Linked DNA regions of Homo sapiens: region 2 is linked to region 1. Evidence: chromatin contacts called from ENCODE Hi-C data. All regions are on one chromosome and are shown on one strand. The core of a region is the stretch at or near the end of the contact, and the rest is flanking DNA. Distances in the headings are between cores, read along the strand shown.

Region 1 (3,704 bases), core at 595-3,094:
GCTTGCCCTGTGTGAAGGCTGGGGAGTACGGCTTGGGTAATGGTCTAACATTCATTCATTCTTTCATCCTTTCTTTCAGGAGCAAATTTTCCCTTTATTACTTTGGGAACCACAAGGGTTGAATTATGTCTTTTCCCACAAGTATTTTTTCTTTTTTTTTGTGAAAACTTTCTACTTTACAGAAAATTTGAAAGAAAGAAAAGAAAGGAACAAAGGATGCCCACAGATCCTTGACCTAGAAGAGGTGCTATTTAATATGGGTGGTTAGAGGAGTCCCCACTGGTTAGGGGAGGGGACCAGCTGGGGGTACAGCTGGGGAAAGGGTATCCTCAGCAGAGGGGACAGCAAGTGCAAATGTCCTGAGGTGGAAATGGGCCTAGCCTGCTGGGGGCCCACCAGGGGTGGATGGCTGCAGCCTTGGGATGGGAGTGGGGGTATTTGAAGTTGGGTTTGTTTTCCCTTTGGGAGGAGGGTAGACACAGCAGATGCTTCAGGGTCTTGAAGGACCAGGTAAAGTTCTGGAATTCAGAGGAGTGACATGATTTGACTTGTGTTGTCCACAAACCATTCTGGCTGTTGGACAGCAAGACTGGAAGCCAGGGCTCCGGTTAGGAGTCTATTGCAGATACGCCAGGTGCGGTGGCTCATGCCTGTAATCCCAGCACTTTGGGAGGCCAAGGCAGGCAGATCACTTGAGGTCAGGAGTTTGAGACGAGCCTGGCCAACATGGCGAAACCCTGTCTCTACTAAAAAAATACAAAAACAAGCCAGGTGTGGTGGCAGGCGCCTGTAATCCCAGCTACTCGGGAGGCTGAGGCAGAAGAATCGCTTGAACCTGGGAGGCAGAGGTTACAGTGAGCTGAGATCGTGCCACTGCACTCCAGCCTGGGCAACAGAGCGAGACTCCATTTCAAAAAAAAAAAAAGGGTCTATTGCAAATAGGTGAGTGATGATGGGGGCTTGCCCCAGAAAAATTCTTGAATTCCAGTTATACAGTTGCCCCTCAGTATCTGTGGGGGATTGCTTTCAGGACCCCCCATAGATTCCAAAATCCATGACGCTTAAGCCCCTTATATAAAATGTTGTATTATTTGCATATGGCCCACGTACATCCTCCTGTCTGCTTTAAACGTTCTCTAGATTACTTAGAATACCTAGTTCAATGTAATGCTATGTAAATAGTTGTTACACTGCATTGTCTATGGAATAGTGACAAGAAAAAAGTCTGTACATGTTCAGTACAGATGCAACCATCCATTTTTTTTCCTGAATATTTTCAATCCACAGTTGAATCCACAGATGCAGAATCCATGGATACAGAGGGCAAACTGTATTTCCAAGGTAGAGCCAACAGATTTGCTGATGGACTGGTTATAAAATGGTACAACCAAGTTGCCACTTACTGAGATGGGCTAGACTAGGTGAGGAGCTCCCTTTTGGAAATGCTACATGAGAGATGTCTCTTAGACATTCAAGTTTGGAGCTCAGTGGAATCATTAAGTTTTGAGATATAAATCAAGCCATTGGCATATCGGTGGCATTTAAAGCCATGCCTGGAAACTTTTGTGGTCTCATGATATCCTAAAAGCAAACAGGAGAATCTTTTTTTTTTTTTTTTTTTTTTTTTTTTTTTTTTTTTTTGAGATGGAGTCTCACCCTGTCACCCAGGCTGGAGTGTGGTGGCATGATCTTGGCTCACTGCAGTCTCCGCCTCCTGGGTTCAAGCGATTCTCCTGTCTCATCCTCCTTAGTAACTAGGATTACAGCTGCATACCATCACGCCCGGCTAATTTTCCATATTTTTGGTAGAGACAGGGTTTCACCATGTTGGCCAGGCTGGTCTCGAATTTCTGACCTCAAGTGATTCACCCGCCTCGGCCTCCCAAAGGGCTGGGATTACAGGCATGAGTCACCGCACCCAGCCAGAATATTCTTCCAACAGAATTTCAATATTGAGTTTTCAGGGAGTCACACCAATGTCACAGGCCGATAGGACTGCACTTGAGTTCCGGCTCCATTGAGTCCTGGCTCCGTGTGCCATTGTCAAAGGGACTGAACTTCTCTGAGCCTGAGTTTCCTCATCTCTGTAGAGTGAGCTACTGCTCTTGCCACAGCAGCATGGCTGTGAGAATTAAATGAGGTAATTGCTGTACAGTACTTGGCATGGAATATGACCAGGCAAATGGTAGACATTATCATCTAAAGCTCAGTAGCTTTAGTTGGAAATACTTCAATTAATTGTGTGTTGTTAAAGGACATATAACACTTTAGTTTAATTATAAGGCCACAGAAAGTAAACGCAGATCAGACTAGCCAAATGCTTTTTTCCCAGTCCCTGCAGTCATTTTTCCAAAAAACAAAACAAAACAAAGCAACAACTCAGATCTCTTAAGGGATATATTTAGAAAAAAAAATCTGTCTCCAAATTAATGGGAAATTATAGAAAGGAAGCTACTTGGTAGAAAATTCCATTTCTCTGTACCTTTATATTGGCTTGAAGAGCAGAAAAGCATCAGTATGCATGGATACTGAACTATGAATTGATTACTTTGAAATTTGGAGCAAGAATTCATGGAACACAAGAAAGTGTATAGCTTGCTTATTTTCAGGCAACCTAAAACTCAATACCCTCTGCACTTCCAGACAAAGAAAAATCTCTCCAGCATGGTGTTAATGTAGAAATGAGTCTGTTAGTAAAACTCATGAAAGAACAGCGTTTTGTGGGCCTTGGACATTTCCGGTCACCATGATGTTGTTAAAAACCAGAGGGGGAGAATGAACAAATAGAATTTGTCTGAAAAGTGACAGCCCATCAGTTTTAATTCTGGAGGCTTAGCTAGAGCTAACCAGGATGGCCTTGCAAATAAAAGTCTGGGTCATGCATGGGTTTCCTGGGCTTTCATGGGTTGAGAAAGGACTAGAAACGTCCATCTCCATCAATTTCCATCAGGACCAGTGTGCTTCAGCTGAGCACGGGGTGCCTGGACTGCCCATTGTTAAAGCTCTTCCCCAGTTCATTGGTGGTCAATTGGCCAGAAAGAAGCTACCATATGTGAAGGCAGATAGGGAGCATCTATTTCTGGCTGTTCCTCAACATTGCATTTCATTAAAGACATGTTTTTTCTTTCTGAATGAGCAATAAGCAGAGAGCACCTTGTGGGGATTTCCAAACCCCTTTAGTCAGGGCTTGGCTCACAGAACGAAGGGAGCAATTGATGTGTGATTCCAGCGCTTGTTATGGAACACATATTTCAAAGATGAAACAGCCTTCCTCAATCCAAACAGACTCTCTCAGAGAAATTGAAAACACATCCATAAATTCTCGTCCCACAGGCTCCTAACAGGTTGGATCCAGGGGATGCTCGCTGGTAGAACATTCCTTCCTTCTGCAGAACTCCATGTTCATTTCACACACACTCACTCTCTCAGGGCTTCCACCTGTTTCCAGTTGATACGAACCCAAGTGGAAATTGGGGCGGGCTAGCTCCCTTTTGATGAAACAGGTTTCCTTTTCTTACATTTCTCAAACTTTAGCCTCTCCCCAGAAAGACATTTCTAGGAATGGCTGCTGAGTGGTTTACATGATCAGCAAGGAACTTTCTCCAGGGAGTGGCCAAGCCAAGTTGCTCCATGGGGCAGGAGTCTCCACTGGTTATTAAAGAGCTAGGGAGAGGCCAGGTGTGGTGGCTCATGCCTGTAATCTC
Region 2 (3,631 bases), core at 514-3,013, 380 kb after region 1:
CTCTGCACAGGATCAAATAACTTCTTTGTTCCAGCTAAGGACCTTTGTCAAAAATGTTTTGCGTTCCTCTTTTTCCTTTTCAATCCTTTCCAATTACCCTTCTCCTTCCTTTTCCTCATCCCACTTTAGTAGACATTAAAAGTATGAGGTTGGACTGTGAGTTTGCAGAACTTAAAGACGTCCTCCCCACAGTCCCTACCAAGGCAAGGGCAATTCATTGCAAGCAGACGGCACTTGCTCCTCCGCAAGTGTTTTTCTGCACTCACTGAAACTTGCCAAGCCTGCTTGCTGAGCGAACAAGCGAGGGGGCAAGAAGGCGGAGGGTTTGCGCTGACCATTCGAAGGGGGCTCTGCTTCATCTCCCAAGGCTGTGGGAAAGGGACAGAAAGTTCGAAACCCCTCCCCTGCGCTCTTAAATGGAAAGCTCACTTCCCCCAAAGTGTGCAGGGTGGCGAGCACCCAACCCACTTAGAAGAAAAAGTGAAGAGCTTTTCCGGTTGCGATACAGATGCTAACTTTCCCATCCAGATTTATTCAGAGCTGGTAAAAGCAATAGCATTCCTCTTGAAATCCCTGCCCTTCCAAGCCTATTGGCATGTTTTTCCAGCCTTGTTTTCTCCTTATATGAGTATTGTTCTTGATATTTAAATATTGACATAAAATTCTTCCATAACTTTGATTGAGTTGTAAATCACACCCTCTCCTTGGCTTCCTACATCCACTTTTTCTTTCCTTTTCTTGCTTAACAGCAAAGCTATAAACCTCTTCCTGGACTGATAAGGAATTTTATCATCATGCCCCAGAGCCACAGAAGAAGCTGTTGGTTTAGAATTCTTTTCAAAGACTCATTTAAGTAATCCCCCAGCCCTTTCTCCGCTCACTACTTTCAGGGCTGCCTTCTCACGTCCAGAAGCAATACAGTTTCCAAACTGCTAGAACAGAAAAACAAATTTGCATTTTTCTGGAAGGACTGTCTGTGCTCATTTCAAGCTGGTTCCGCCTTCTCCGCCAGAAACACAGTAAGTGCTCAGAATGCGAAACCAAAATGAGATAAGAGGCCCCGTGAAATTCTTTTTCAGGACATTCAGCTGTCTTTATTCTAGCCCAAAGCATAGGGTAGAGGCACTAAAAGCTCGAGATACATCCTGCACGATACATTCCAGCGGCCGCAAACTGGAATTGATTTACATATATTCTACAAACTGCTTGTAAGCCCTTTACAACGACTGCCTGACATCAACCACAATTAGAGGCAAAAGTGGGGGCGGGTGGCGAGGACCAGACCGGGGTGGCTCAGGTAAAATGTGCTTCTTTGGTTGTCTTAGGAAAATGCAGCCCCGTCTTTCCGCCAAACGCATCGACTACGGCCAGGCGCCTGCTAACCCAGCAAGCTCTCCGCAGTAACACGTCGCAGGGGTCCCGGGCGGCGCCCGCCCCCTCCGCCGCCAGCGCAACCGCCTGAGCTTACCTGCCTCATGTTTAGAATCCCATGACCCATCCGGCAGGGAGCGAGCTGCATCGGAGCCCGCGTCGCAGTCTTCAGAGCGGAAACACCGAACCCGACAGGAGCCCGCAAGACAAAAGCAACCCGGCGAAATCTACGGGCAGCAAAGAGCACGTTTTCGTCCTCTTTTTCTTTGATCTGTTGCTACACGCACTCTGCTCGAGACAATGTCAAGTTTCTCAACCTTTTCTCCCCCAGCCTATGAAAAGTCGGTCGCAGGGAAGCGAGGACCGCCTGGCTCTTATTTCAAATCAGTTCTCAGAGACGTTGTAGGTGGCTGGCTTGGGCCGCGGAGGAGCTTCGCCAATCAGAAGCAAGGGGGTGGGTCCTGGGAGCCAGAAAGGCTGCCTCCGCGAGGATTAGGGGCGCTTTCGGGATTCAAATGACTGGAAGCAGCTGGAAACAATGTCCAAAGCTCCAAAAGTAAAGGATGAGTTCTATTCTTATCTAACAGCTCTAGTTCTGCTAAAAGCTTAACTAGCTAAGGGCCTTAAATCCTTGCATTTTAAGAGCTCCCTAACAGCATTAAAACATTTGGAAGGTGCAAAATTATTTCAGCCAGAAAAGTTCAACACTCAGGACCCAAGGGTATTTTTAAAAGGATATCTTGCACTGAAGCCCTACTTTTGCAAAAGACTGGAAAGGAAACCAAATTGTTATGAGTAACACCTTAACTAAAACGAACAATCCAGAAAGGAGGGTGTTACCTACCTCATCTGCATATAGATTAACTGTATATTCAATTTAAGAAAAATAAATCTTAATGGGAACGTGCACACAATTTTTTTGAAATGCAGCAAATGAACAAGAATCTTTACCTACTGAAGGCCCGAGGCATAATTTCAAATAACACTATTGTCATAGAACAATACACACTGACATTTTGTTCAGAAAAAAAAAAATTTAGTGCATCCACCTTTCTCTATGGTTTGGCTTCCCTACAGGGTTGATCTGTTGAACTTATTAACAGGGACAAGCTGGACATCACCTTGGCAGGATTGCAGGAGAGCTGGAGAAGTAGTTGGCTTCTTAGAAACAAACTCAGACCAAAAAAAATTTCCAAAGTTTGCTTTCTTAACTCCATATAAGCAATAACTTTTTTCAACTCTTAGCCAACATGATTTTAATGTAAATCTACCTTCTGGATTTCAAGAAAGTGCAAGTTGAGCAAAGAGTACTTTGTGTAGAACTAATGGCATATTTTCCCCCAAGAAATGACCGCAATTTTGTGACGATAATTCAATAAAGATTTTAAATGTGTTGGTATCAGAGGAAAAAAAATTACTTAGCAAATAATGCATTGGTGGCTTCAGGAGTGTCAGCTGCATGGGTTCAATACATGTGAGCTCTGCCCAGTTCTGTGAAAATTTGGTGGTCCGATAACTGGGCCTGGAAGCCCATAACGCTAGCCCCCTGCCTGAGTAGCCTAAGGAGCCACCTAGTGACACAAACTGACTTCAGTCCACTTCTTGTACTTTTCCTTGAGAGCCCTTCATATGATGGAGTTCAGGATTTCTCAATCTCAGCACTATTGACATTTTGGGCAGGATAATTCTTTGTCGTGAGGGCTGTCCTGTGCACTGTAAGATGTGTAGCAGCATCCCTGGATTCTGCACACTAGATGCCAGTAGCACCCCCACAATCGTGATGACCAATAATGTCTCCAGACATTACCAAATGTCTCCTGGGTGATGAAATCACGCTTTGAAAGGGTGGTTCTTAAACTTGAGGGTGCAAGGAAACCTCTGGGGAGATTGTTAAAAATGCAAATCTCCAGGCCCCTGCACCAAAATAATCTGATTCAGTAGGTTTGCTGAGGAGCCTGAGAATCAGCATTTTATCCCACTGACAAAGGACTCTGATTTACTTTGAGAAATATTGCGTCTATCCCAGCCCTAGGTATGCCCCAGCCACAGGACACAGGAAGCTACCCAGGGCTCCTGCCATTAAATACTGGAGCTTAATCCCATGGCACATCTGTTTATCACCTTCAGTAGAAGCTACAACTGCGTCTGCCTTCTGCTTTCATCACCTCAAAGGTAAATATGAGCTGGGATTTCCTCTCTCAAGGACTGAGCCCTTTTAATGTTCCTTCCATTTTTATTCTCCTTTGACTCACTCACCAAC

Evidence for each region. A loop is a pair of places that touch in the nucleus more often than their neighbours do. Pooled maps may share reads with other maps.
Region 2: a loop to region 1 is called in a map of HCT116, with 2.0 times the contacts of the local background. The contact joins the promoter of MID1 here to the enhancer-like site in region 1. A Hi-C loop is called at or near these places in 2 of 168 maps with a recorded cell type or tissue (HCT116 and posterior cingulate gyrus) and 5 of 50 pooled maps.

The regions. Positions count from the first base shown.
Region 1 is chrX:10,237,912-10,241,615 of GRCh38, forward strand. No RefSeq gene overlaps it. Among named protein-coding and RNA genes, the nearest start is that of CLCN4, 83 kb to the left of the region's middle. Within about 2 kb of position 1,845, at least 2 of the 41 ENCODE cell types and tissues checked have a DNase peak (open chromatin) inside an H3K27ac peak, as active enhancers do.
Region 2 is chrX:10,618,822-10,622,452 of GRCh38, forward strand. It overlaps MID1 (midline 1), which reads right to left and starts at 1,764. Exons shown (of 10, transcript NM_000381.4): 1 at 1,469-1,764. LOC124905245 (a long non-coding RNA gene) reads left to right here and starts at 880. Exons shown (of 2, transcript XR_007068391.1): 1 at 880-1,019; 2 at 1,326-3,631.